2 separate regions of the Homo sapiens genome follow, and region 2 is linked to region 1. Evidence: read pairs that join two places in POLR2A ChIA-PET (ENCODE). Cell type or tissue: B cell. All regions are shown on one strand. Links, peaks and the distances in the headings refer to the core of each region. The heading gives the core; the rest is flanking DNA.

Evidence for each region. Peaks named below come from ENCODE experiments on the same cell type or tissue, not always from the same donor. Only the 100,000 strongest peaks of a DNase experiment are listed, where the experiment ranks them.
Region 2: POLR2A ChIA-PET joins it to region 1 with 12 read pairs; 2 of 35 experiments call an interaction of 5 or more read pairs at or near these places.

Annotation. Positions count from the first base shown.
Region 1 is chr6:87,746,376-87,762,181 of GRCh38, forward strand. No RefSeq gene overlaps it. Among named protein-coding and RNA genes, the nearest start is that of AKIRIN2, 52 kb to the left of the region's middle. In B cell, for the core only: no CTCF peak of the experiment used is centred there; DNase peaks (open chromatin) are centred at 8,696 and 10,666; H3K27ac peaks cover 2,316 bases.
Region 2 is chr6:88,753,433-88,769,238 of GRCh38, forward strand. All of the region lies in intron 13 of RNGTT (RNA guanylyltransferase and 5'-phosphatase), which reads right to left. Among named protein-coding and RNA genes, the nearest start is that of RNGTT, 200 kb to the right of the region's middle. In B cell, for the core only: a CTCF peak has its summit at 8,533; a DNase peak (open chromatin) is centred at 8,479; H3K27ac peaks cover 1,725 bases.

The DNA of each region.
Region 1 (15,806 bases), core at 6,583-11,582:
TTCTTCTCCTCCTTCTCCTTCTCCTGAGCATATTCAACATAATTGTCTGGGTGGGATGGACACTCTGAGATCCATTTGTGAGAAACACTGACTAATTTCATTAACTACCGCTAAACCAACCTGCAGATGTCATATGATAAACAGACCAGAGGCAAGGTCCTGTGTCATGGGGGAAGGCACCACATTGGGCTGGCAACCAGGGATCCTGCTTCTAGCCCAATTTTTCTGGGAACAATCTATATAATCCAGGTAAGGTCATTCATTTCTCTGGGCCTCAGTGTGCCTCTCTAGACCTTCAGTGGGTTGACTAGATGGCTGATAATATGTAGCTAATATTTGGTGGGTCTTGCAGCTCTGCACATGGCCAGATACCCTGACGTCCAATGTGGTATACAGCACAGGCTCCAGGGCAAGACTGGGTTCATTCAGACTGACTCTTAGGTGAGTGTGCTCACTGCCTCATTCTTCAGCCTTCACATCTATAAAATGGGGATGATCATAGACCCTACATTATAGGACTGCTACAGGTCTAAATGTGATATTATACCTAAATCCCTTAGAATACAGCCTAGCATAAATGTTTGCTGACATTTGATTTAAAAAAATGCCTTTCTGGCCAGGCACTGTGGTTCATGCCTGTAATCCCAGCACTTTGAGAGGCTGAGGTGGGCAGATCACTTGAGGTCAGGAGTTTGAGACCAACCTGGCCAACATGGTGAAACCCTCTCTCTACTAAAAATACAAAAATTAGCCAGGAATGGTGGCAGGCGCCTGTAATCCCAGCTACTTGGAAGGCTGAAATAGGCGAATCACTTGAACCTGGGAGGCAGAAGTTGCAGTGAACCAAGATCACACCACTGCACTCCAGCCTGGGTAACAGAGTGAGACTCTGTCTCTAATAATAATAATAATAATTTAAAAAATGCCTGTCTTTCCAGATGGATTTTTCTGAGTTTAATACTTTTGCCTGGTCACCAATACCAACTGTCTGGAGGGTCCATATGTGCCCTGTGAATATTTTGTGACTTTTATCATCCCGTGGAAGTATTGAATGAATGTTCTGCATGGCTTTTAGAGTTCTAATTTTCAAGCTGTGAAAAAAGAGAAATTTGGTAGGAAAAAAGCCCTATGCTTTAAATACCTCTAATATTTTTTGGTTTTAATTTCATGCGGAGTGGCTGCTGTTCAATCACATTAAGTTCAAGATCTGAAGGTTGAGTATCAGGATCCGAAGGGAGATATTAGAAATGCTGATAGCCCCCATGGTCTTACAAGTCATTAGATCTTCCCCAGACCCCAGCTCAAAGGCATTTACTCATCCACTTATCTATTCTTTCACCCACAAGCTTATATTGAGCACTTGCTATATGTTAGTCACTGTACAAAGTAAATAATACATGGTTCCTCCTTTTGAAGAGCTCAGAGCTTATGAGGAAGACAGATGAACAAATGGGTGAATTACCAAAGTGGTAACTGTTGCTACAAGGACATAAAACCAAGCAATTAATTGTGCCTGGGGGAGCCAGGACGTGACAACTGAAGTGGGCTGAGAATGGCAAGTGAAACCTATGTGTGTGTGATTGTCTGTCTTTATCTGTCTGAGTATTATGGGCAGGGGGAAGAGAAAAGGCCTTGTGAAAGGCATTGAGGCCTGTTGGGAGGCACAATCTACATGCTTTGGAAATAAGAAACTTTTTTTAACTGGCAGGAAAAAGAAGGGAAACCACCCCATCTAACTTCCCACCTTCCTTCTAGGAAGAGAGAATTTGTATTAGATGTACTGATGATAAAGGGAATATACCCATAAGATATTTAAATGTTAAGTCTATAAAGTAGGAGCATAGGCTGGGCATGGTGGCTCATGCCTGTAATCCCAGCACTTTGGGAGGCCGAGGCAGGTAGATCACTTGAGGCCAGGAGTTCAAGACCAGCCTGGCCAACGCGATGAAACCCTGTGTCTAATAAAAAAATTAGCCGGGTGTTGTGGCACACGCCTGTAGTCCCAGCTACTCCAGAGGCTGAAATGCAAGAGTCGCTTAAACCCAGGAGGCGGAGGTTGGAGCGAGCCGAGATTGCACCACTGCACTCCAGCCTCAGTGACAGAGAAAGACTCAAAAAACAAAAACAAAAAAAAAGAAAAAAAAAAGTAGGAGGCAGAGATTGCAGCGAGCTGAGATTGCACCACTGCATTCCAGCCTGGGTGACAGAGTGAGTCTCAAAAAAAGCAAAAAGGCCAGGCGCGGTGGCTGAAGCCTGTAATCCCAGCACTTTGGGAGGCTGAGGCGGGCAGATCATGAGGTCAGGAGATCGAGACCAACTTGGCCAACATGGTGAAACCCCGTCTCCGCTAAAAATACAAAAATTAGCTGGGCATGGTGGCACGTGCCTGTAGTCTCAGCTACTCGGGAGGCTGAAGGCAGGAAAATCACTTGAACCTAGGAAGCGGAGGTTGCAGTTTGCCGAGATTGTGCCACTGCACTCCACCCTGGCGACAGAGTGAGACTCCGTCTCAAAAAAAGAAAAAAAAAAAAGAAAAAGAAAAAAAAGTAGGAGCATAATGATTTTGAGTACCTCCGAAAGAACCTGGTATAGGCACAAAGCAGCTAAATTATTCCCAAAATGTATGCAGTACAGGATGACATCTACAATTCTCAAAAAATCTCTTTTGGCTGGGCACGGTGGCTCACGCCTGTAATCCTAGCACTTTGGGAGGGCGAGTCGGGCGGATCACCTGAAGTCAGGAGTTCAAGACCAGCCTGGCTAACATGGTGAAATCCCGTCTTTACTAAAATTACAAAAATTACTCGGGCGTGGTTATGCGTGCCTGTAATCCCAGGTACCCGGGAGACTGAGGCGGGAGAATCGTTGGAACCCAGAGAAAAAATTTTGAGACAGAGTCTCGCTCTGTCGCCCAGGCTGGAGTGCAGTGATGCGATCTCGGCTCACTGCAAGCTCCGCCTCCTGGGTTCAAGCCATTCTCCCGCCTCAGCCTCCCGAGTAGCTGGGACCACAGGCGCCCGCCACCACGCCTGGCTAATTTTTTTGTATTTTTAGCAGAGACGGAGTTTCACCATGTTAGCCAGGATAGTCTCTATCTCCTGACCTCGTGATCCGCTGCCTCGGCTTCCCAAAGTGCTGGGATTACAGGCGTGAGCCGCCGCGCCTGGCCTAAAAAAAAAAAAAAAAAAAAAAAAAAAAAAAGTCCTTTTTAAGGCAGGCTTGTGAGAAGGTAAGGAGAAATAATGTGAAAATATGGAAGATAAACTCACTCTAGGAGTTTAGAAGCCTGCAAAATCAGTATAATGAGCACTCATATCCCTAGCACCGGGATTCAACAATCATTACATTTTTCCATTTCACCATATTTGATTCATATATATGTATATGTGTATATATACATTTTCAGAACCATTTTAAAGAAAATTACAGATATTTTATACTGCAATACTTTAACACACATGCACACATTTCCAAAAATTAAAGATGCTCTCCTTCATACCCAGACAGCAGTATCACATCTAAGACAATAAGAAATAATTCCCAGGCTGCGCTCGGTGGCTCATGCCTATAATCCCAGCACTTTGGGAAGCCGAGGCGGGCGGATCACCTGAGGTCGGGAGTTTGAGCCAGCCTGACCAACATGGAAAAACCCCATCTCTACTAAAAATACAAAATTAGCTGGCGTGGTGGAGGATGCCTGTAATCCCAGCTACTCAGGAGACTGAGGCAGGAGAATCGCTTGAACGCAGGAGGCAGAAGTTGCGGTGAGCCGAGATCACGCTCTTTAGCCTGGGCAACAAGAGCAAAACTACGTCTCACAAAAAAAAAAAAAAATCCCTAATTTCCAATGCGGGGTCCATATTTATATTTCTGTATAGTCCCCAAACTATCTTTTATAGCTATTATTTAGACAAGACATTTATGTATTTTTAATGGGTGGCATGTTTTTTGGCACCTTTTGGGCACGGACAAGTCTAATTTCTACTTCGAACTGTTTTTTTTTTGTTGTTGTATTTTTTTTATTATTTTTTTTTTATTGATCATTCTTGGGTGTTTCTCGCAGAGGGGGATTTGGCAGGGTCATAGGACAATAGTGGAGGGAAGGTCAGCAGATAAACAAGTGAACAAAGGTCTCTGGTTTTCCTAGGCAGAGTGTTTGTGTCCCTGGGTACTTGAGATTAGGGAGTGGTGATGACTCTTAACGAGCATGCTGCCTTCAAGCATCTGTTTAACAAAGCACATCTTGCACCGCCCTTAATCCATTTAACCCTGAGTGGACACAGCACATGTTTCAGAGAGCACAGGGTTGGGGGTAAGGTCATAGATCAACAGGATCCCAAGGCAGAAGAATTTTTCTTAGTACAGAACAAAATGAAAAGTCTCCCATGTCTACTTCTTTCTACACAGACACAGCAACCATCCGATTTCTCAATCTTTTCCCCACCTTTCCCCCTTTTCTATTCCACAAAACCGCCATTGTCATCATGGCCCGTTCTCAATGAGCTGTTGGGTACACCTCCCAGACGGGGTGGTGGCCGGGCAGAGGGGCTCCTCACTTCCCAGAAGGGGCGGCCGGGCAGAGGCGCCCCTCACCTCCCGGACGGGGCGGCTGGCCGGGCAGGGGGCTGACCCCCCCACCTCCCTCCCGGACGGGGCGGCTCGCCTGGCGGGGGGCTGACCCCCCCACCTCCCTCCCGGATGGGGCGGCTGGCCAGGCAGAGAGGCTCCTCACTTCCCAGTAGGGGCGGCCGGGCAGAGGCGCCCCTCACCTCCCAGACGGGGCGGCTGGCCGGGTGGGGGGCTGACCCCCCACCTCCCTCCCGGACGGGGCGGCTGGCCTGGCGGGGGCTGACCCCCACCTCCCTCCCGGACAGGGTGGCTGCCGGGCGGAGACGCTCCTCACTTCCCAGACGGGGTGGCAGCAGGGCGGAGGGGCTCCTCACTTCTCAGACGGGGCGGTTGCCAGGCGGAGGGTCTCCTCACTTCTCAGACAGGGCGGCCGGGCAGAGACGCTCCTCACCTCCCGGACAGGGTTGCGGCCCGGCCGAGGCTCTCCTCACATCCCAGACGGGGCAGCGGGGCAGAGGCGCTCCCCACATCTCAGACGATGGGCGGCCGGGCAGAGACGCTCCTCACTTCCTAGATGGGATGGCGGCCGGGAAGAGGTGCTCCTCACTTCCTAGGTGTGATGGCGGCCGGGCAGAGACGCTCCTCACTTTCCAGACTGGGCAGCCAGGCAGAGGGGCTCCTCACATCCCAGACCATGGGCGGCCAGGCAGAGACGCTCCTCACTTCCCAGATGGGGTAGCGGCTGGGCAGAGGCTGCAATCTCGGCACTTTGGGGGGCCAAGGCAGGCGGCTGGGAAGTGGAGGTTGTAGCGAGCCGAGATCACGCCACTGCACTCCCGCCTGGGCACCATTGAGCACTGAGTTAACGAGACTCCGTCTGCAATCCCGGCACCTCGGGAGGCCGAGGCTGGCGGATCACTCGCGGTTAGGAGCTGGAGACCAGCCCGGCCATCACAGCGAAACCCCGTCTCCACCAAAAAAATACGAAAACCAGTCAGGCGTGGCGGCGTGCGCCTGCAATCGCAGGCACTCGGCAGGCTGAGGCAGGAGAATCAGGCAGGGAGGTTGCAGTGAGCCGAGATGGCAGCAGCACAGTCCAGCTTCGGCTGGGCATGAGAGGGAGACCGTGGAAAGAGAGGGAGAGGGAGACCGTGGAAAGAGGGGAGAGGGAGAGGGGGAGGGGGAGGGAGCCGAACTGTGTTTTGCGCCCTACCAGGTTTCTTTGAATCCTGAAATATCACTTGGGCTTGTCTAGGTACAGCTCAATGGCTGCAAATTTGTGTATTCACATAAACACACAAGTGAAATAGGATTAATCTGCTGAGTGAAGCTAAAGAAAAGGAGAGCTGGGGTTTGGAAACAGTGACAGTCTAAGAACTAGGTCCGTCTGCCTTTTTTCTAATAGACTGTCCTAGGGAGATTAAATTGATTGTAAAACAAAAACGCTAACAGATGATACTCAAGTTTTCCTCTTGACACTCCACAGTGGACTTGGGTATTTTAATCAGATGTGAGGAAATAAAAAAAGTGGGCGCAGTGGCTCATGCCTGTAATCCCAGCACTTTGGGAGGCCGAGGCAGGTGGATAGCTTGAGGCCAGGAGTTTGAGACCAGCCTGGCTAATATGATGAAACCCCATCTCTACTAAAAATAAAAAAATTAGCCGGGTGTGGTGGCGTGCGCCTGTAAGCCCAGCTACTCCGGAGGCTGAGGCAGGAGAATCGCTTCAACCCGGGAAGCAGAGGTTGCAGTGAGCCGAGATTGCGCCATTGCACTCTAGCCTGGGAGTCCCAGCTTCAAAAGGAAAAAAAATAAAAAAGTGAAGCAAGAGCATTCTGACTGCCTTTGAAAACCATTTTATCCCACCTCTCCTCACCATCTCCTACCGCCCAGTATTCAATCAGTGCTGTGGTTACTCCTGCCAGATTTTGCACCCCGGGCTCTGGCCATGCTCTGATTAAGTTACCTGGCCAGAAGGTGCTCTGATTCTGGAAAAAATGAGAAATATCCATTTCTACTAGGAGAAATGAATCAATGGTTAAATGGAGAAGACTTACTGATAGTATAAGAAAAGGATTTTGGATCTGATGATATATATTTTAAAATCTTTGAAATAATCTCCAATTTACAAAAAAGTTACACAGTACAATTCTTTTTCCAGAACCATGACAGTAATTTGCCAATCCAACCTGATTCCTCATAATACCTCAATACTTTATTTTCCTATATAACCACAATACAACCACCAAAATTAGGTAATTAACACTGATACATTACTACCATCTAATACTCAGATCACATTCAAGTTTTGCCAAATTCCTTTAGAGCAAAAAATTCAGTTCAGAATCACATGTGGCCTTTAGCTGTCATGTCTCTTTAATCTTCTCCAGTCTGGAGGAATTCCTCAGTCATTACTTGGCTTTATGGCCTTAAAACTTTTGACAAATATGGACCAGTTGTTTTGTTTAATGCCCCTAAGTTCGGTTTTGTCAGATGTTTCCTCATGATTAAGTTCAGGTTGTGTATCTTTGGCAGGAATATCACAGAGGGGATGCTGTGTTTTCCTCATCGCATCATATCGGATGGCACACTATTTTCATTTGTTCCATTACTGATAATATTCACTCCGATCACCTGACTAAAATGTTATCTGCCAATTTGTTTTACTATAAAGCTACTTCTTTCCTTTTGTAAAATAATTAATTAGTATTTTGTGGAGTGATAGTTTGAAACTAGCTAAATGTCCCATTCTTTTTTTTTTTTTTATTTTTGACACAGGGTCTTGCTCTGTCGCCCATGCTGGAGTGCAGTGGTGCTCCTTGCAAACTTGACCTCCCAGGCTCAAGCAATTCTCCCACCTCAACCTCCCAAGTAGCTAGGACTACTGGCACACGCCACCATACCCAGCTAATTTTTGTATTTTTGGTAGAGACGGGGTTTCACCATGTTGCTCAGGCCAGTCTCAAGCTCCTGGGCTCAAGCAATCTGCCTACCTTGGCCTCCCAAAGCTCTGGGATTACAGGTGTGAGCCACCGGCCTGGCCTTAAATGTCCCTTTTTTTTTCTTTTAATTTTTCCGTAAGATATTCCGGTACAGGTGGTATTTGGTTACATGCGTAAATTCTTTAGTGGTGCTTTGTGAGATTTTGGTGCACCCATCATCTGAAAATGTCCCATTCTTAAGCAAACATTTAATTTTTACTTGCTAATTTATATCATTAGGGACTCACGTCTCTATTTTATTCAATGGTTTATAATGTATTACTCTTATTATTTATTTTGATGCAAGTTGTCTCTGATTTGTCTTAATAGCAGCCTCTTCAAGCTGACTCCTGTGTCCTTTTGACAAGCCCTCACCATGCTGAGAACTTCTTGTTTTCTGACATGAAAATATATTCCAGGTGGCCGGGCGCGGTAGCTCACGCCTGTAATCCTAGCACTTTGTGAGTCCAAGGCGGCAGATCATCTGAGGTCAGGAGTTTGAGACCAGCCTAACCAACATGGAGAAACCCCATCTCTACTAAAAATAAAAGATCAGCTGGGCGTGGTGGCGCATGCCTGTAATCCCAGCTACTCGGGAGGCTGAGGCAGGAGATCGCTTGAACCTGGGAGGTGGAGGTTGCGGTGGGTCGAGATGGTGCCATTGCACTCCAGCCTGGGCGACAAGAGTGAAACTCTGTCTAAAAAAAAAAAAAAAGAAAGAAAAGAAAAAGAAAAAGAAAAAAGAAAATATATTCCAGGCTTGTCTTGTATTTCCCCTGTCTCAGCCCTGAATCAGCCATTCCTCTGAAGAGCCATGGTTCCTTTTAATGGAGAAAGGTATTTATCAGCTAGGTGTGCTCATTGCTATTGGGGTATTGCATCTCCCAAGAGCTCTCACTGGACAGAACTACCCAATATAACAGTATGTGTATTACAAACTTAACAGCTTAAAACAACACAAATTCATCATCTTCTAGTTCTGAAGGTTAGAAGCCCTAAAATCAAGGTGTCAACATGGCTGTTCTTTCTGGAGACTCCAGGAGGGCATCCCTTTTCTTCCTTTTTCCAGCTTCTAGAAGCTGCCTACCTTCCTTAGCTTGTGGCCCCTTCCTCCATTTTGCAGAGCTAACAGCATAGTATTCTCAAATTAACATCTGTCTCTTTCACTTCTGCTTCTGTTGTCATATCTCCTTCTCTGACGCTGACCCCCACCCCTCTTTTTTTTTTTTTTTTTTTTTTGAGACAGAGTGTCACTCCCATTGCCCAGGTTGGAGTGCAGTGCTATAATCACAGCTCATTGCAGCCTCTACCTCCCAGGCTCAGGTGATCCTCCCAGCACAGCTTCCCTAGTAGCTGGGACTATAGGCGTGCGCCACCATGCAAGGCTAATTTTTGTATTTTTAGTAGGGATGGGGTTTCACCATGTTGTCCAGGATGGTCTCAAACTCCTAGGCTCAAGCGATTCTCCCATCTCGGCCTCCCAAAGTGCTGGGATCATAGGTGTAAGCCACAGTGCCCGCCCTCTGCCTCCCTCTTATAAGGACTCTTGTTATTATATTGGACCCACCCAGATAATCCAGGATAACCTTATCTCAAGGTTCTTGACTTAATCTTACCTGCAAAGTCCCTTTTGCCATGTAAGGTAACATGTTCACAGGTTTTGGAAATTAGGATACAGGAATCTTTGGGGGTCTACTATTCTACCTTCTACAATATGTATGTATGTATGCATGCACACATTGCTATATTTATTCCTATATCTATATAAATATATTGAAGACCATAACATCATTTAGATACTTCCAATTTCAACTGGACAACTACAGGGTTCATTCCAGATTTCTGTTTCAATATTTGTGACTCCCTCCTCCAACAATGGGAAACCTGGCTTTCATTATCCTTAATAAGTTACTTATTTGACTAATCTCCTCTTTGTAACTAGTGTCCTATTCTCCTTCTGTGCTCTTATCCTGGGAATGTCCTCCCACTCTACCTGGACTCTGAAACTTTATACCCAGCCACCCTTCCATGGGGACACCCTCTTCACTCCACTGGGATTCTGCCACCCCAAGCCAGGCTGCCCCTGCAGGAACACTGTCCTATCCTGTTCAGTCTCTGACACCACACAGCAAGCAGCCCTCCTGTGCAGACACTTTTCTCACCCTGCTGGGGCTCCAACACCCAGCTCTGGACCACGGTGGCTTCCCTCATTAGTCACAGATGTTATCCTGCTCTGCCCCACCTAAAGGCTTTAGCACCAAATTGCTGAGAGGGAAGGGAAGGGAAGAAAATTCCAAATGACATATTTTTGGGAGTGAGAAAGGGGGCACTGAACCTTGATCCAAACGAGGGTGGGAAATGTGGAATGCTGAGCAGGGAGAAGCAGGGAGATGAGGTGGAAGTTAGTACATAATAGAGGGTTTGAGGCTTGAATAAATATCGGCTATTGGAGTGGGTCCCTGTTCTTGGGCCTGTTTGCGTGTTTGAGGACCCGACTCATATTTTTCTGGGCTGAGAATGCTGCCACCAGCCTGGAGCCTCATCAAACCACTTTTTATTAAAAAACCACCCGTTGGCTCCTGTTGTTTTTTATGCTGATTAAGAACACTGACTTGGCTAAATGAACAAGGGGGCTGATTGTTGCTCTGTCTCTTGAAGCAGGAGAGGCTTTTGATCGAGTTGAGTGGGAGTTTATGTTTGAGGTACTTTAAAAAATGAAATTTGGAGATAAGCTTATGAACTGAATTTGAACTTCATTTCAAGCTCATTGAACAGAAATGTTTTAGATCCCTTTAATCTGAAAAAGGCCCATTGCAATTGTCCTTTGAATCTCTTATTTTTCTTTAAGATAAAGCTTCTTCTCAAATTACTTACTATTTATCTACGTACTGAGAAGGGAAAAATAAACTTAAGTTTAAAGATGTTTGGATATTTTTCTTTCTCTGAGGATAGGAAACATGGCTCGGGTGCCTTCTCTCTCCACCCTGGCACCCAGAGCAAGGATGTTGCTCATTAGTGACTAAGTAGGACCAGCGTCTCAGGTGGCAATCTGGGAGCAAGCTCAGCTTCACAATGGGGGACTGTGGGTTGGTTGCACAGAAAGCAGAAGCTTGTGGGTTCTAATCTCACTTCCTCCATTGGCTTCTGGGTGGCTTTAGGTGAGTCATTTAATTTCCACATGTTTGGTTTGCCCCATCTGCCACATGGAGCTAATGATACTCCTCATCTACTTATTTCACAGGGATGTTGTAAGAGCTGATTAATGTACAGGGTGGCCAAACATTGCACATGTATGATGAGCTAAGAAAAGTAAGATAATGAGCCCAGAAACCTTTTCAAATTAGGGGTGATCTTTTCCTTTAGGAATGAGCTGTGCTTATGATGCTGTTTTTTTTTTTTTCCTGAGTCGGAGTTTCACTCTTGTCGCCCAGGCTGGAGTGCAAGTGGTGTGATCTCGGCTCACTGCAACCTCTGCCTCCTGGGTTCAAGTGATTCTCCTGCCTCAGCCTTCCGAGTAGCTGGGATTACAGGTGTGTGCCACCATGCCCCAGCTAATTTTTGTATTTTAAGTAGAGACAGAGTTTTGCCATGTTGGCCAGGCTGGTCTCAAACTCCTGACCTCGGATGATCTGCCAGCCTCTGCCTCCCAAAGTGCTGGCATTATACGAGTGAGCCACCACGCCCGGCCTTTTTTGTTTTTGTTTTTGTTTTGCACTCTGTCACCTGAGCTGGAGTGTGGTGGTGTGATCTCAGCTCACTGCAACCTCCGCTTCCCAGGTTCAAATGATTCTCCTGCCTCAGCTTCCCTAGTAGTTGGGATTACAGGCGTGTGCTACTGTACCTGGCTAATTTTTGTATTTTTAGTAGAGATGGGGTTTTGCCATATTGGCCAGGCTGGTCTCAAACTCTTGGCCTTGAGTGATCCGCCCGTCTCAGCCTCCCAAAGTGCTGGTATTACAGGTGAGCCACTGTGACCAGCCATGGTATTTTTTTTTTTTGACCATTTCTCTGTCTTATTAATTTAACTCATGCTATTATTAATTATATACATAATATGTTTGGCTCAACATGGATGACATCATTCATTTCAATATATTTTTGTTTGCTTCCTATGTGCCTGGCACTCTCTGTATTAGAATTAAAAACCTAAGTGAAAGCCAAATTATAGGAAGGTCAGGAAATGGGAAATATTTATGAGCAAATTCATGCTTATATTTCTTTTGTTAACTCTGAAGATGTATTTGTTTGAACATACACTTCTGCCCGGTGGCTCACGCCTGTAATCCTAGCACTTTGGGAGTCCAAGGCAGGCGGATCACCTGAGGTCAGGAGTTAGAAACCAGCCTGGCCAACATGGTGAAACCCCATCTCTACTAAAAATACAAAAAAATAAGCTGGGCATGGTGGCACATGCCTGTAATCCCAGCTACTTGGGAGGCTGAGGCAAGAGAATTGCTTGAATCTGGGAGGCAGAGACTGCAGTGAGCTGAGATCGTGCTACTGCACTCCAGCCTGGGCGACAGAGCCAGACTCTGTCTCAAAAAAAAAAAAAAAAAGGCTGGGTGCAGTAATCCCAGCACTTTGGGAGGCTGAAGTGGGTAGATAATCTGAGGTTCGAGACCAGCATGGCCAACATGGTGAAATTTGTCTCTACTAAAAATGCAAAAATTAGCCAGGTGTGGTGGTGGGAGTCTGCCTGCCTTGGACTCCCAAAGTGCTAGGATTACAGGCGTGAGCCACCGGGTGGAAGTGTAATCCCAGCTACTTGGGAGGCTGAGGCAGGAGAATTGCTTGAACCCAGGAGGCAGAGGTTGCAATGAGTGGAGATCGCACCACTGCACTCCAGCCTGGGTGACAGAGCAAGACTCCGTCTCAAAAAATAAAATAAAATAAAATAAAATAAAATAAAATAAAATAAAATAAAATAAAATAAAATAATTAAATGTATCTGAGAAAAGCTGAGCTATAGTTTCCTGAGTATTGATAAAGGATATATCTTAGTTTTTGAAAGGAAGGGCTCCCCAGTAGCCAACTTCTAGAATGACAGTCCTCCTAAAGACATCATCTTCCACCTAATGAATTTCCATATAGCTGTTCCTTGCTAAAAAGGACATTAACCTAAATTAGGCTTGCCATTTTACTGTGTCAAGCACATAGTAACAATGAACATAATCGGCGGGGCATGGTGGCTCACGCCTGTAATCCCAGCACTTTGGGAGGCCAAGGCAGGCAGATCATGAGGTCAAGAGATCGAGACCATCCTGGCCAACATGGTGAAACCCGTCTCTACTAAAAATACAAAAATTAGCTAAGCGTGGTGGCAGGCGCCTGTAGCCCCAGCTACTCGGGAGGCTGAGGCAGGAGAATTGCTTGAACCTGGGAGGTGGAGGTTGCAGTGAGCCAAGATTGTGCCACTGCACACCAGCCTGGTGACAGAGCGAGACTCCGTCTCAAAAAAAAAAAAAAAAAAAAAAAAGAAAGAAAAAAATTAACATAATCAGTATATCCTCAATATGGGGAAGTTAAGTCAGATTGCACATGAACTGAAAACTAAACTGAAAATGATTATTTCATACTCCTGAAAAACCCTCATTTACGTGCATGTGGAAATAACTGCTTTTCACAGCATCCTCCTACCCCATGCAGATGGTCACTGTGTTCAATGGCACTGTCTTTGAACATGCTGTAGCAGGAAAGCTTCATGCTTTTATATCAACCAGGGCTGACATCTAAGTTCAAAATGCCAAGGGAAAAGTAAAAAACACAAAATAACACAACACAGAGAGGGAAATAAGGTTTTGGCATCTTTGTTTCCAGTTGTTGGTTTTGGCTCTTAGTAGGGCTTCTGGTTGGCAGCTGTAGGGAAACTTTTGGACTATTTTCCACAGACTGAACAGGCCACATGAAATTTCTATTATTACTTCAATCTTGGCTGACTCTAGTAAAACTGACTGCCTTATATCCCTTGTCCTGGAAGCATGTCATTTCTAAGGGTAGCTGTAGTTCATGAGAACACCCCAGAGCCTGTTTTAGGACTATTACCTTTTAGAGATGAAACCACCTCTATAAGGTCTTCACATTTTCCTGTAGCTGCTGTTTCAGGGCAGTCCAGACCAGCCTGATCTTCCTATTCGAAAACTGTCATAACTATCAGAGACACCAATAAGCCCTTAAGTCAGAAACTAGATACAGTTTTATAGAATTGTAACATACAGGAGTAGCACCTCAACATTTTTTTTCTTTTTTTTTGAGACAGAGTCTCGCTCTGTTGCCCAGGTTGGAGTGCAATGGTGCAATCTCGGCTCGCTGTAACCTCCACCGCCTGGGTTCAAGCGATTCTCCTGCCTCAGTCTCCCAACTAGGTGGGATTACAAGCGCCTGCCACCACGCCTGGCTAATTTTTGTAGTTTTTAATAGAGACAGGGTTTCACCATGTTAGCCAGGCTGGTCTTGAACTTCTGACCTCAGGTGATCTGCCCGCCTTGGCCTCCCAAAGTGCTGTGATTACAGGCATGAGCCATCACACCTGGCCACACCTCAACATTTCTTTCTTTTTTTTTTTTGAGACGGAGTTTCACTCTTATTGCCCAGGCTGGAGTGCAGTAGCACGATCTCGGCTCACTGCAGTCTCTGCCTCCCAGATTCAAGCAATTCTCCTGCCTCAGCCTCCCGAGTAGCTGGGATTACAGGCCTGTGCCACCACGCATGGCTAATTTTGTATTTTTAGTAGAGACAGGGTTTCTCCATGTTGGTCAGGCTGGTCTCGAACTCCCGACCTCAGGTGATTCACCCACCTCGGCCTCCCAAATTGCTGGGATTAGAGGCATGAGCCACTGAGCCCAGCCCAGACCTCAACATTTCTAACATGTATTAGAGAGCCAGGGAGAATGTCAGTTCTGCAGGCAACTCCCATGTGGAGAGCTTGATTTTGCTTCCCAAATCCTATTTTCTTCTCCAGTTAAGGAGGAAGGATAAGGCAGGATAAATGATCACTTTGGGATTTAAACAGAACCCATGAAGCTTCAAGTGTTTAAAAGTGATTTTTAAAAAAATGTTATATGTGTCTTTACATGTTATAACCTTAGGCACTGAAAAAGCTTGAGAGGCCTGCGGTCTCATCCATTGATGTTCATGTTCCCTGACCTCCTAAGCAAGAGGAAGGACTTGTCTGTTTCTCTAGACTTTAGACCATGTGAAGTTCACTCTATGGTGTGCCAGAAGGTCGAAGTTGATTGATTTCTGTTTTGCTTAGGAATCCTGAGCTTCAGGAAAATAGCATTTTATTCAGGGGGCAACTTTGCTTTTGAAATTGATTTTTGTTTCTTCCAGCAGAAGTCTTATAGCCTTGAGATCTATTAAAAATGGAATAATGAGGCCGGGCACGGTGGCTTACACCTGTAATCCCAGCACTTTGGGAGGCTGAGGCGAGTGGATCACCTGAGGTCGGGAGTTTGAGACCAGCCTGACCAACCTGGAGAAACCCTGTTTCTACAAAAAATGCAAAATTAGTCGGGCATGGTGGCACATGCCTGTAATCCCAGCTACTCAGGAGGCTGAGGCAGGAGAATCGCTTGAACCCGGGAGGTGGAGGTTGCGGTGAGCCAAGATTGCGCCATTGCACTCCAGCCTAGGCAACAAGAGTGAAACTCTGTCTCAAAAAAAACAAAAAAACAAAAAAACAAACAAAAAAAACCCAAAAGGAATAATGATAATGACAGAGGAAATGTCTTTATGTAGATTGATGGATAGAAAATTGGGCCAAGAAAGATCCAGGATTCCAGAGTGTTCTGACTTTGCTACTGGTTCATTCATTCAGTGACCTCAGGCAATTCTGGTTATTATTTCACAACTCAGTTTCCCTGTCTGTAAAGTAAGAATCCTGACATTTATTATGCAGGTAGTATGGCAAGTTGGTTGAGAGCATGGGCTCTGAATGCAGATTGCCTGGTTTGACTTCTGACTCTCCCACTTCTAACTGTGATTCTGGGCAAGCCACTTATGTCTATGCTTCGGTTTTCTCATCTGTCAAATTATTATCCTCATAATAGTAGTACCTACTTCATAGGATTATTGTGGGGAATACATGTGGTGATATAAGTAAAATGCCTGACACGTTGCACCTAGTCAGCATTAGTACTAGTATTATTTTACTTATCTAGAGTTCGTATTGATATTATTATCATAACCTAATCAAGGATACTGAGATTCAAAGAAGTAGAAAACTAAGGACAAATAGAAGTTTGTCTTGAATTTACTT
Region 2 (15,806 bases), core at 5,515-10,514, 1.0 Mb after region 1:
GGTTGAGGCTGCAGTGAGCTGTGTTCACACCACTGCACTCTAGCCTAGGCAACAGAGTGAGACCCCTGTCTCAAAAAAAAAAAAAATTATATAAAACTACTTGAACTGATAGAAAAGTTCTGAAAAAGGAATAAAGCTGGGTATGAAATGACTGTCAATACCAATTCCAATTAAAATACAGAAAAGTTTAAATAATTGTTAAATATTAATCCACCCAAAATGCAACCGTTTAAATAGTAATGATTTAAATAATTGTTAAAAATAGAATTATATAATTAAAATATAAATGCAAGAAAACTTTTTGAAAGAAAATAAAAACACAATATACATGATTTTATCTAAAATCATAGATTATACTGACAAAGAGCAGCAAAAACAGAGGAGTAGCTGAATACTCTGAGCTTCTTACTAGGGACAGGGTTTCACTCTAGATTCAGATATTTAGAAAGTACGGGTTAAAAAGGCCTTGACAAATGTAAGGATGATTACAAATAGAAGTTAAAATAGAACATATGGCATTAGACCATAAAGAAAATCTTTATTCTGCCCATCTCCTCCCTAGAAGGGAATTGTTCAGAACATTCTTGTCATAATTTATAAAATAAGAAAAGAAACAATAAAGTCAAAAAAGAGAAGACAAAGACTACTTGGAAATTAAAAATAAACTATTAAGGATCCTAGGAAGATGATAAATCTAAACATGTCTGACTTCTCCTCATACCCAACTCCAAAATATCAGCCTGTGAATCCAAGTGTCTACTGAGTAAAGTGAGGTATGAAATTCGAGGGCTTCCTAGCAGGGGAAATGATTGAGAAGACCCTAAAGACAAAGATTGGAAAATTAGCAAATCCTGAGAAGAGTACAGGCCACTGAAATCTAAAAACCCTAGAGATCAGGTCAACATTGGCCCCAGGTCATGTGCCTGACCTTCCTATGGGCTGAACATATTTGAAGCCTAAGATGAAACACTTTACAGAGTAGAGGATGTAGGGAACATTTCTCCAGTTATGATCCACCAAGATAAAGAACACATATATTTCCTTCTTGTGTAGACTGCCACCACTTAGAGCACTCCAAAAACCAGATTTGAGCCCCAGTGAGCCAATAAGGAAAATGGGAATAAAGTAACTTGTTGGGAACAGGCACCCAAATCTGGCCATAAACTGGCCCCTAAACTGGCCATAAACAAAATGTCTGCAGCACTGTGACATGTTCGTGATGGCCATGATGCCCCCGCTGAAGGCTGTGGGTTTACTGGAATGAGGTCAAGGAACACCTGGCCTACCCAGGGAGGAAAACCACTTAAAGGCGTTCTTAAACCACAAACAATATCATGAGTGATCTGTGCCTTAAGGACATGTTCCTGCTGCAGATAACTAGCCAGACCCATCCCTTTATTTTGGCCCATTCCTTTGTTTCCCATAAGGAATACTTTTAGTTAATCTATAATCTATAGAAACAATGCTCATCACTGGCTTGCTGTCAATAAATATATGGGTAAATCTCTGTTCGAGGCTCTCAGCTCTGAAAGTTATGAGACCCCTGATTTCCCCACTCCACACTCTATATTTCTGTGTGTGTCTTTAATTTCTCTAGCGCCACTGGGTTGGGGTCTCCATGACCGAGCTGGTCTTGGCAGAAACCTGTAAAGGAGCCAAAAGGCAATTAGAAGGAGAAAAGAACTGCACCCCAAGAATTCTATATCCAGGTAAGACATGATTTGCCTGTCTGGAAAAAGGAAGACGTTAGCAGTTAGGCAAAAAATTCAGATTAAAAATCTATATATTCCCATCTGAGAAAATTACTCCAAAGAACAAATGAATGTGAACAAGAAAGAGAAAATGAAGAAAAGGAAAAAGTGGTAGGTGACAAATCTTGCAGTATATAAATGCCATTAAATTTAAATTGAACCCAATTTAAATTTAGATCCAAACAATTTAGATCCAAACAAAACAAGATCCAAACAAAAAAATTCTTGAAATAAAAGTGACATTCATGTCTGTAAGAGAAATTCATAAAACAAACAAACAACAACGACAAAAAAAAACTACTAAGTTTTTTCAGTAATACCTGTAGGGATTGGGTTGGGGAAAATGTTCCAGTAAAATTTTCCAATAAAAGCTAGGGGGGAATGGGTGGTGAGAATAAAAGCATGCCAAAGACTTCTAAAGTAAGAAGAAAGGTAAGGTATTAGAAACTATTCTAAAATTTCTATATGATGAGGGGAGGATGAAAAGAACATCTTGAGGCTGGGCATAGTGGATCACACCTGTAATCCCAGGACTTTGGGAGGCCAAGGCAGGTGCATCACGAGGTCAGGAGCTCAAGACGAGCCTGAACAAGATGGTGAAACCCCATCTCTACTAAAAATGCAAAAATTAGCCAGGCATGGTGGCGGGCGCCTGTAATCTCAGCTACTTAGGAGGCTGAGGCAGAGAACTGCTTGAACCTGGGAGGCAGAGGGTGCAGTGAGCCAAGATTACACCACTGCACTCCAGCCTGGCCAACAGAGTGAGACTCCGTCTCAAAAAAAAAAAAAAAAAAAAAAAAAGAACATCTTGGTGGGGGAGAGTTGGTACTTTATTTTCAAGTAATAACAGAGAAATATATCTGATTATGAATATAAGGAAAGGAAAGGTAACCAATAATATAATGAAAAGTTAATAGACAGTTCAGGTTAACAAAGAGGAAAATGCAACTAATACCAATTATCACACAGAAACAATTTTTTAAAAAGGAAAGTTAAAGAGGTAAAATTAGGCCGGGCTTGGTGGCTCATGTCTGTAATCCCAGCACTTTAGGAGGCCGAGGCAGGGGGAACACAAGATCAGGAGTTCAAGACCAGCCTGGCCAACACGGTGAAACCCCATCTCTACTAAAAATACAAAAATCAGCCAGGCGTGACGGTGCGCGCCTGTAATCCCAGCTACTCGGGAGACTGAGGCAGGAGAATCACTTGAACCAGGGCGGCGGAGGTTGCAGTGAGCCAAGATCATGCCACTGCATGCCAGCCTGGGTGACAGAGTGAGACTCCATCTCAAGCAAACAAAAAAGAGGTAAAATTAATAAACAAAGTAGAAGGAATAAAGCGACATACTTTAGCATACAAATGTTGAATGGACTAAATTCTTGTGTTAAAAATAAGAGGCTACAGACTGAGTTAAATAAAACCAACTATATTTTCAAGTACACACTTAGAAAGTAAAGGAATTTTTCCAATGAAGGATTGAGTTTGATGCTTGAAAATAATGACTATATTGACTACATACAAATTATGCTTTATAATTACATTCTTAATAGATAACCTCCAGGTTTTAACAAGACAGCATCAAATCAGGAAAACTCAAAAAACATGGCTTTGGGGTTTACTCTAGTTTGTTCACTTGGAGCTAAGTGCTAGCAACGTCGGGGAAACTGTCCAGAGTGAAGGTCAAGGAAAACGCTGGATGGACAGGTTGGGAGAGTGAAGGTTATTAGCTTTTTATGACTCTTGTATCCTCAGACTAAAACCCTAAAAAAATTACACAATTTTATCACAAAAAAACAAATTGTCTTTAATGAACCACTTTTCAGTTTTAACAACTAACATCCACTATGCCACACTGCTACATTACCAACTAATTTCACAAAAGGACTAGTCATCAAACACGTAACCACACACTGATACACTATAAATGTATATCAGTTACTGGTCCCTGAGGATATGTGATCATGTATTTGCTATGTCCGAAAACCAGAGGATCTCAGCATGATAGTTTTGGCAATGACCTACCACAGTGAAACAAAAAGGATGGAGATACATGAATGGGAGAAAAGATCCACAACAAATTCAAGGAAAAGCAAGCAGGACAGGTAGTATTAGTATCAAGCTAGGATGAATTTAGGATTAAAAGCAATAAAAAGAAGTACATGATTTAATAACAAAAAGCATGATTTGGGTGACAGAAATATCAATTGTATATCTGGAGAAATCAAACCTAGTATCTAAATACAAAGGTATTAAATATGCAAAGCAAACTTAATTATAATGTAAGGCTTCAAGTATCTCTTATATGGGGTAGAGCTAGTAAAGAGAGTAAAGGAATTTACTAATATAAACTTTAATACTTAATTGCATAATCAAAGAGAAAATGTTGTATTCTTTAAATAGTAAAAATAATTTCACTGTTGTTATGTCTAAGAAATATCCAGAAAAGACAACATATGATGTTATAGACAAGATTAACAAAATGTTTTCAAAAGATTTTACAGACTAAATTTTCTGATTAAATTCAATGAAAGTAGGAACAAATAACAAAACATAACAAAATACATTTGGTTGAAAAGACAAAGACATATTTTGAAGTCACACTATAAGATTTGAAGTCACACTATAAGTTTTGACAGGCCAACCATGTAGCTAAATTTTTTGAAAGTTAATTCTAAACTCTTTGAAATTTTCCAACCTCAGATTCCAAAAAGCAACTTTTACTCCTATTGTTACATGTTTAAGTAACAGTCTTAGGCAATCTTCATCTGTCATATAAGCATTATCTTAAGTTTCAGTATACCATACATCAGACACATGGTTATTTAAGTGATTTAAAAGATTTCAAAACTATTTTTAAATGATTTCATATCTGTTTTTTCTTCTGTGCTTCAAATTCAGTTATCTCAGATTGTTTTTACTTATTTGATAGTCTTTGTCTCTATATTGCTTCATTTTAAAAGGTCAATGCTCCCTCCTCGTAAGAGAGAGAAAAACAAAAAGCCCTTAAGTGATTAACGTTTGGCAAAAGTGTTTGTGAATTGTTCCTTAATAATTACAATTTTTGATAAGAAATTACCAAAATTAATTTTATAACTGCTGTGATAATTGTAATTCAGAAATTCAATTTAGAAAATAATCACTGAATACACTCCAGTGCCCGGTACACAGAAAGGAATAAATGAACTAACGCTCAACCAAGAAGGGGATAGTCAAGTACACAAGGCAAGCCTCAGAGCTATTATACTTTCGTCGAAAGGTGTCTATTGCTCCAGGTAGTTTTTGACCATCTGAAATTATGTATATTTTAAGTAAAAATTCCTCAGATTTTGTTTGATGAAACTGACATATTTGAATAATACAGAGACCCTTTAAAAAACACAGAATGTTCCACATTTGGGATTTGTTTAATGCTTCCTCATTATCAGATTAGAGCTAGATACCCATAGTCAGAATGCTAGGTATAGTACTGAACTAGTACATAATGTTCATTTTATCCTCACTGCTGATGTTAACTCTGATAAGCTAGTAAGGGGTTGTCCAATTTCTCAACTCTCTAGTCTATTATTTTGCCCTTGCAAGTTATAAGCAATCCACAGAAAGACATTTACAACCATGAAAATATCTTATAAAAATTTCCCTCCCAGACTTAGCATCCATTGATTATTCTTTTTTATTTATTTTTGCTGTATTTTATTTATTTATTTTTTTATTATACTTTAAGTTCTGGGGTACATGTGCACAATGTGCAGGTTTGTTACATATGTATACATGTGCCATGTTGGTGTGCTTCACCCATTAACTCCATTGATTATTCTCACTAGAGCTGATCTTTACTATGGTGGTGGCAAAATAATTTTCCAAATCCAGGACTCAGAACATTTACCAATCAGCATTCTGCTAAAAGCTAAACCATCTCTTCTGCTCATTTATTACCAGTATGGCAGTATGGACTCATAGATTCCTATTTTTAGCAAAGTTCATAATTCATTACTGTCCTTCTGGTGTCCACACTATATCCCAGATCTGGCCAGTGGGAGCACCTTCAAGTTGGCTCCTGCATCCTTTCGACATACATTGTTTTTGTTGGGTTGGGGATGTACTTTCTTACTTTCTGGCATAAGAAGGTATTCTATGCCTATCCTGCATCCTCCCTACCCGGCTCTAGAATAAGACATTTCTCTGAAGATCTCTGGTTCTTTTTGGTGAGGAATGGTGTTAGACACCAAAATCTTCGTGCTGGATATGCTTATTATTACCAGGGTGCCTCTGCTTATAGGTCCTGTCAGTGGACAGAGCTAGGAAATGAGTTTATGTGTATCACATATTACATACACAAACACAATCATGTATATGTATTCATATACATGCACATACATGTGAACATATATATTCAAATATTTTAAAAATTCTAATCCATCTCACAGAGTTCTTCACTGCCTTCCTCCATTTCATATTTGTATCTTTCTCCTTCCTCACTGAGAACCCTGACTCCCAACATCAGTACCCATTTGCTCAATCCTACAACACTTCTAAAGTAGTTTGGCGTTTCACAACCATAATTACAGCAAAAAACAAACCTAATAAAAAAGGAGTTCAAGATTTGTTTGCAGTTCTTCCCATCTCATCTCTCATGAGGGTCTGCATTCAAATCCTATGTTCCTAAGTTACTTCATTTTCCCCCCCACCAACTTCAATGTGATTCAAAGTAGGAATTTAACTAATATTTAATCTATATAATATCCACCAGGTAACAAGCTTTTTATAACATAAAAGGTAACTTAGAGAAATTGCAATTAATGAAAATATATATTAATTGAGAAAAATCACATAAGCGAAAGGTACTAATGTAAAGAATAGTGTTAAAATGAATATGAAAATTAAATTCCAAAGAATCAAATTATAAAACAAAGGTGATATATACTTCTATTTAGTAAATTAACAAGTAAAAATAAGTAATTTGACTCCAGTGAGGTCATAAGTAGATGTTTTAAAGCCACATGCTCCTTTTCTCCTACTAGTTACTTGTAGACACTTTGATTATGATGTTGGTTTTTGGTAAGCGGCCTGGGAAAGATTTTCTGCTGAATGCAGGAAGGATGAAATAACAGAGGAAACAAGAGTTACTAATACCCAAGAGATAACCAGGCAAAGGAACTGAAAAGAGTTCAGTCACAGCTCCTCCTTGCCTCTCCTAGGCACACTGGAAGTAAAACATAATCAAGAATGTTAACAGTAGTAACCATTCAAAGACTGAAAGCCAACGAAGCATTTGTCTTAAAATATGTTTGGGTGATGAGAATATTTTCAAATAAGAAAGCAGTTACTATGGGTCATTTGCTAAATAATAAAAATAGCTATATTATACATAAAAAAATACAACCAGCTACATACCAAATAGCTTAGTCATTAAGCATACTATAATAATAGTGATTACATTAGTGTTTTATGTCTATTTCTTTAAAATAATTTTTAAATAAAATATAAATGAAAGAATTAAACATTTCATTTTGTGAAAGAGGCAGAGGGTAGAAAACAGAAAAATGCTGCTCAGCAAAGTAGTAAGACTTTTTCCCCCATACTTAATCCTTCCTTATATAAGAACAGTTCTTCAACATTCAGAAAAATATTTTACCACCACAATTTCCTTCTCAAAAAGAGTAACACTAATTCAAATAAGCATGAGAAAACGATTTTTTTTTTTTTTTCCCAGAGATGAGATCTTGCTGTATTGCACAGGCTGGATTCAAACTCCTAGGGCTCAAGCAATCCTCCTGCCTCAGCTTCCAAACCCAGCTCATTCTATTTTTTTTTTTAATGAATTGAAGCAAAAGAAATACACACACACACACACACACACACACACACACACATACACTCTAGTCAGCAGAGTAAAAAGACTTTTCCGATAGGAAGTAAAGGAGACCATGCAGTCAATTCTATATATTCCATTCTGCTTGCTAGGAAGCTAGCATTTCTCAGTTTTAAATGTGCAGACCTTACCTGGTTAACAAACCAGAACCTTCTGGCCAGGCATGTTGGCTCACACCTGTAATCCCAGCACTTTGGGAGGCCGAGGCACGTGGATCACTTGAGGTCAGGAGTTTGCGACCAGCCTGGCCAACACTGTGAAACCCCACCCCTATTAAAATTATAAAAAATCAGCCCAGCATGGTGGCAGGCACCTGTAATCCCAGCTACTCTGGAGGCTGAAGCAGGAGAATCGCTTGAACCCGGGAGGTGGACGGTACAGTGAGCTGAGATTGCACCACTGCACTCCAGCCTGGGCAACAGAGTAAGTCTCTATCTCAAAACAAACAAACAACAACAAAAATACCTAAGCCTCCCAATACAAGTGGGAGGCCAGATCCCCTTAAAGAAGGTATTGCAATACTACTACAACCATGTACAGTACTGTAAATCCACAGTTGGCAAACTATAGTCTACAGGCCACATCTGGCCTCACACCTGTTTTTGTAAATAAAGTTTCACTGTGACACAGTCATGCTCACTCATACACATATTGTCTAGCTTTGATTTAGCACCACAATGGTAGACTTGAGTAGTTGAGATACATAGGCAACAAACCCTAAAATATTGACTATCTGGCCTTTCATAGAAAAAAAGTGCTGACCCTTGCTGTAAATCTTCCAACAGTTTTTCAAAGGATGAGCAGCATTTGCTAAAGTGATTGTTCTGGTAATCCCCGATGGGTAATCCCCTAGTGGTCGTGTCTGTTTAAAGTAAGTGTCTGGTAACCCCCTAGTGGTACGGATGTTCTTTCTTTCAAAAGAAAAATCTAATAAAAAAATTATAATCCAAAAGAAAGAACACCCAGACCACTAGGGGATTACCAGACACTTACTTTAAACAGACACGAATTGCCAGGAACCCAAAATGCCACTGCAGTCCGTAAGTTAAATGGAGAGCTTAGGGTAATCAGGTGATAAATGGATTACTGGCTCAAGTTTAAATCTAAGTGTGACGGTATGTCCACAAATACAACCTGCGGTTATTTTCCAGTTACTGGATGTATAACTGGAAGAGAAATACTTGGAAAACGAATTTCCACATTGGCTGTCTGACCCACGGAATAAGGGTCATTATGCTAGGAAAGGCCAAATAAAAGCCCCTTCAACCAGCCTTCCCTACCAGGGAAATAAACCAAAAGCAGTAACATATCTCCAAGGGAAATACAAAAATTAGTACCACCATCAGAGATTTAGAATGATTTTTGATTATCATAAATTTAATCATGTTAAACCAAGTGCAGCTGCCATTTCAGATGTGCTGTCTTTAACGAAACCAATCAATGTAGCCTCTAAAATCTTATATACAAGTTGGCAAATACTTTTTTCTCTGTACCAATCTGTGGTACTATCAGAAGACATCTGCCTTTGCCTAGAATGACCAATAGTATATCTTGCAGCCACAGCATACTGCTTTTCTGCTCTCTGCCACAGTAGAATCTACAGAGACAGTGGTCTTTTTAAAAAATAGTAAATATATATTTAGTATTTATTATGTAACATGCAGTAGTTTAAAGGACTTACATGTATTATGTCATTAAAGTCCCACACGAGGTAGGCACTATTATCCACATAATGAAGTTACAGAAACACAAGCAACAGAGAGAGAACCTGAGTAAAGAGTGGCAGAGCTTGAATTGAAATCCAGCTGGCATAATATCCAGAGTCTCTTTGCTTAAGAGGATCCACTACAGTCGTCTAAATGAAAGGTATTTTCTTTTTCCTTTTTTTTAAGGAAGGGTCTCACTCTGTCACTCAGGCTGGAGTGCAGTGGCCCCACCACAGCTCACTGTAGCCCCAACCTCCCCAGGCTCAGGTGTTCCTCCCACCTTAGCCTCCAAGTAGCTGGGACTACAGGCATGTGCCATCATGGCCAGCTTTTTTTTTTTTTTTTTTTTTTTTTTGTATTTCTTGTTAGAAATGGGGTTTCACCAGGTTGCCCAGGCTGGTCTCAAACTCCTGGACTCAAGCACTATGCCCACCTCAGACATCTCAAAGTGCTGGGACTACAGGAGTGAGGCACTGTGCCTGGTGGAAGAGTTATTTTGTTTGCGTATTTATCCATGTGTCAGTTGATAAATATTTGGGGTTGTTTCCACCCTTTGGCTATTATGAATAATGCTGATAAGAAGATTTACGTACAAGTTTTGTGTGGGCATATGTTTTCATTTCTCTTGGGTATATACTTGAGAGTGGAATTGCTGAGTCACATGGTAAGTCTATCTTAAACATTTTGAGGAACTATGTAACTGTTTGCCACACTGGCTGCACCAACTTACAATCTCAACATCCATGTGTAAGGACTCCAATTTCTGTCTCTCACTTGTTATCGTCTTTCTAATTTTTTTCAGAGACAGTGGTCACTCTGACACTACACAGAACAAATCACTGATCAACAATGCTGATGATTTTGTACTTATTAAGAGTGATAAAGAGGAAGTATAAAGTTCTTTAGACATCTTGCTAAGACACATGTAAGACAGAAGACATAAAACCCACAAAAATTAAGAGCCCATTGCCTAAGTAAGATTTCTAGGGGTCCAATGGTTGGAAGCCTATCAGGATAGCTTCTCCAAGGTGTCAGAGACAAGTTACTCTACTTGCACTATCAGTGGATACTAAAAAGGACGTTACAAAGATTAACAATCACTGTGGATTTTGAAGCAGTACTCCAACTCATTGACCAAGGAACCTGTTAGGCTACCATTTTTAAGTTGAAATCAGAACAAAAGATGGCTCTGCAGCAAGTTCATGCTATAGTATAAGCTGCTCTGCCACTTGGGCCTTATAACCCAGTATATCAATTGTCTGGAGCCTCTGAATCCTTCCTCCAAGATCTTGTGGCAAGAATGACAGCTGGGCAGCAACTGGCTTCTTATGAACCCTATAAGGCCTCCTCCAATCTTCTAAATTTTAATAATCTACCCTCATTTCTTCATTACCCCAGTTCGCTGCATGGTAGACGCTTCCTGCAGTGCTTGCTTCCTCTGCAAGACTTTTTCATCTCTTCAGTTCTTTCGTAACAGACAATTCTTCAACTAAATTCATTCTGTTAAAATATTTGCTGTGTTTCTGTTTTTAATTAAATCCAAACTGGTATGTCTATTAACATCACACAACTATGTGTGAATGTAAAATCAAACAACAAATGTAGATGCTAGGTCTGAGTTCAACCTCAAAGCTCTAGGAAATCTTGTATCTCAACAGACTAGACCAATTTCTAAAAGATACTATTAGAGATTTTTAGAATACTATTAGCAACTTTCCTGGAAACACATACAGGAAGACACATGTATACAACTATATTTTACAAAAGACTTTTACAGTGAAAAAGACATTGAATATTTCCAGTTTCTCACTATTGTAATGATGCTTCAATAAAATTATTATACACATACTTTTACATATTCTTATTTGTTTGTATATACATTCCATCACTGAATATTTCTGGAGTGCCTACTATAAACAAGTCACCATGCTATGTACTAAGAATACAACTATGTAGAAGACAAACAACATCTCTCCTTTCACAAAATTGGAGCATATTTTCTCAGGACATATACTACCTTAATGCCCATTGAAAGAGTTGTACCAACTTCTGTTCCTACCAAACAGTTTAGGAGAGTACCTATTTGCTCACATTCTAACCAAAAGGGACAATGTTATTATTTCCAATGTGATAGGTAAAAAATTACATTTTGGGCCAGGTGCGGTGGCTCACACCTGTAATCCCAGCACTTTGGGAGGCCAAGGCAGGTGGATCATCAGGTCAGGAGATCGAGACCATCCTGGCTAACACGGTGAAACCCCGTCTCTACTAAAAATACAAAAAATTAGCCGGGCATGGTGGCAGGCGCCTGTAGTCAAAGCTACTAGGGAGGCTGAGGCAGGAGAATGGCCTGAACCCAGGAGGCAGAGCTTGCAGTGAGCTGAGATCCCACCACTGCACTCCAGCCTGGGAGACAGAGTGAGACTCCATCTCAAAAAAAAAAAAAAAAAATTACATTTCATTCTTGTTTTAGAATGTATATTTTTTATTAGAAGGACAAAAATTTTTATATTTTCACAGCAAAGTGAGGCTTCTTCATTCAGGGCACTTTTTTTCCACTTGATAATACAGAGTTATGTTTTTAATCCATGACTTAACCATACATTCTGCTGAGGTTCAATTAATAATTATAACCATTTTTTAAAGCAAACATTTATTTATTGAGTTTTATGCTGAATTTACATGCATCATTTATTTAATCCCCACAAAACCTGATAAAGTAGTATTATTTTTTCATCTTAGCCCATTAGCTTGTAAATTCTATAAAGGCAGACTTATATTTACTTTGTTTACCCATGCAATTAAATATTGAGTATACATAAATCTTCAGCACAACAAATCTACAAAATAAACATTATTCCTGTGGACATTTTACAGATGAGGAAGGTTAGGTAGGTTAAGTTAACAAGACCACACAGCAAATAAGTAGTGGAACTTGGATTTGGTTCTGGGCAAACTTGGCCAATAACCTATGTTCTTAACCACTATATGCTATATATACCAGTATATATACTGTCAAGGTTATTTTAAGAGACTTGTTACAAAAACCTCTATAATGAAAAGTTACTGACTTTGCTGTGCTCTTGCTCTCCAGGTGTTTAACAGTTATGACAAATTACACAAAAAAGCTAAAGATATATGCATTTTAAAAGAGAAAATTAACAGAGATTGGAATCAAATAGGAAATGATTCACACAGAAAGTTGGACTTAGTGCAGCAAGTAACAGGTAGTATTGCAGAGGCAGCAAGAAGGGAAGATGCACTTTTAAATTTGTTTTGATTAAAACAATAAAAATAATGGCAAATATTTAAACGTTTACCATGTACCAGGTTCTGTTCTAAACATTTTACATACATTAGCTTATTTAATCCTTACAGACGTCTTATGAGGCCAACTTATTTTATTGATGAAGAACTTGACACACAGAAAAAAGTAATGTGCTCAATCACACAGACAGTAAGGAGATAACCTAGGCAGTCCAGCTTTAAAACCTGAACTCTAAAATACTATTCTATACAAATAATAAGTTTATACCAATCACTATATATCACTGACATTGTACTCAAGAGTTTGCAATTTCCAGAGTACAGACTACTTTTGTAATTCTAGCTTTTGACAATGACCATGGTTTTAGGTCACAAGTTAGTTAATATAAAGCCATCATGTTTTTAAAACAACAAATAGCTCTCAGATGAAAATCTATATTGTGTATAAAACTCAACACAATATAAATTGCTAAGATATACAAAAGTTATATTAGGCCATGATAAATCAATGTTAATATATCTCAAATTTTCAGAAATGATAATAGGAGATAAGAAGAGCAAAGTATGGATTTTAATTGCCATCAACAGGGCACTCAACACATAGAACAGATTTTTCTATTTGTATTAAATTTCAATCTAACAGAAATCTATACTATTAGCACCTCATTAAAGTCAAACTCAAAAACATACCTAGAATGCCTAAGTCTTCATTTCTTAGAAAACTACTGCAGTCATTTTCAAAGACTATTATTTATATTATACCTTCAAGATATTCTATTCCATTTTAGGCTTTGTAGAAATATTTGGAAGTACAATCAAAGATATGAGCTTCTCTCATGGTGTTTTAACAGCTTAGTCCCACTTCACTAGTGCATGCTTAATGATTCAGAGACATAGCTACTCCCCTTTCGAACTAGTATAGACATATTTCTTACAGTGTTCTCTAAAATACTGAGTTAATGCTAAGCATTAGATATAAACTCATTTATTCAGTAAAGACTGCTATAATGCACAACATTCTTTACATTTAGAAAAAGCATATTACTCTGGCTAACCGAATATGTTTTATGTAATAGTTACCATGTTATATTTCATATTAAATATTCTATTTTTGAAAATTGACTCCCATTACACAAATAATGTACATACACTGATGTAAATTGCATATTCCTATCTGAAAATCACCTTAGAGAAACATTTGGATGAGTTTTAAAGATGCACTAGACTCAAAAGTAATTCCATTTTTTAGGAAGAAGACATTAAATAGGTAAAATTTTAAAAGAACAAAATATATTTAAAACGTACTATGAATAAAGGCAAAACTAGGATGACAAACTACTAAACTGAATTACATCATGCTATGTTTAATTACAATAGGAAACTGCAAGAAAAAATAACATTTTTTACTACTAGAGAAATGAGTATTCTATGTTTAGCCTCAGGAAGCCTTTAAGTGCCACTAAGAACTGACTGTAAAAGGCAAAAGTAAGTTGTTTTTAAAAAACCCAATGAAACAATCCGAGAGTCTATACTCTTTAACCAAATACAAATATAGCATTAAGAAAAATAGAAGATTTAGTAATGAAGCAGTTTAACAAAATTTTACTTCATCTTTGAAGTCTTATTTTTCGAAGAACTATATTCACTTGTGTCAAAAAAAAAAAAAAAAAAAAAAAAAACAGCGTAGCCCCACTAGAATTAGTTTCTTAGCCTCAATTTTTCTAATAGTGAGATGGTCTTCTGTAAGGCACTTCCAGAAGAACATATCAAACCTACACCCAACTTGCATGATTAGTGATAAACAATCCCACATTTGACTGGCAACTGAGAAAATCTGTACACTGGGCACTTTGTCAGGAAGACTAATCTTGAATGTTCAACATATCAATATTTATCCAATGTTTAGATAAGAGAAAGACATTTTTGAAACTATCCTGAAAGTCATTCCTGTGTGTGTATTCCAGCTATTCCTATAGCCTCAAATTTATCTATCCTTGGATTATAATCAGACTCATATAGAGCTCAATATATTCTTGGGGGTTCCAGATAATTGTTCTAACAACTTTTTGCCATTAAGTCCCAATTGTAAATTAAGCCACAAACATTTAGGGATAGTGTGTGTGTGTGTGTGTGTGTTTCTTTTTCTTTCTTTTTTTTTTGAGACAGAGACTTGCTCTGGGCTCAAGCAATCCTGCCACCTCAGCCTCCCAAGTAGCTGGAACCACAGGCATGCACCACCATACCCGGCTAATTTTTGTTTGTTTTAGAAACAGGGCCTCCTTATTTTGCCCAGACTGGTCTCAAATTCCTGGCCTCAAGTGATCCTCCCACCTTGGCCTCCCAAAGTGCTGGAATTACAGGCATGAGCCACTGCACCCAGCCTCAAATAAAATGTTAAATACCCTGTTGTTTGAAAACGAATACCCACATGCTTTATTAAACCCACCTTTTCACTTAAGATTCACCACAATGCACAGTTTCCTTTCTTTGATAATGCATAGTTTCTTAATATATTTTAATCTTTTGGAGTCTGGACTCCATATATCCCCTGTTCCATCAGCTAGCAAAAATGCTATCTGTGCTTTACCTTTGATAAGTAAAAATTTCACAGGATGCACTGGTAAGCTTTAATCTCTTTGCTAGTATTATCTTATTTACTTTCTCTTTCTGATTTCCTTGATTAAGGATTTCTTATTTTGTTGTAATGTATTTACTTAGCCAAGATACTTAAAAAGTTATAGAACAAAAGTGAAATAAAAACAAGGCTTTGGAAAAATGTTGAAAATATTCATGCTAAAGCATCTTTTATTCTAAGATAGCAACCAAAAAGTCATAAAAGGAAGATTAACCAATAAATTTAAAAATTAACACTTAATAGACATTATAAAAAATCTTAATGAAAGTCAACAGTTAACTTACCCTACAAAAGTATAGAAAATATTTGCTCTGCAAATGCAAACATGAAGTAATTTCCTTCAAAGTAAAAAAGACTTATTTCGATATGCTTAATTATAATACCAATGATCATATCTTATATCTAGATCTATAATTCATATAAGAGAATTATTTTTCAGTAAAATCTCAAAATTTAGTAAAATTTTCACTTTACAATTTAACAAAGTTCTTTTCTTTGGGGGGAGGTGTGCGGCGGGGGAAGTGGTCTCACTCTGTCACCCAGGCTGGAGTGCAGCAGGGTGCAGTCTCAGCTCACTG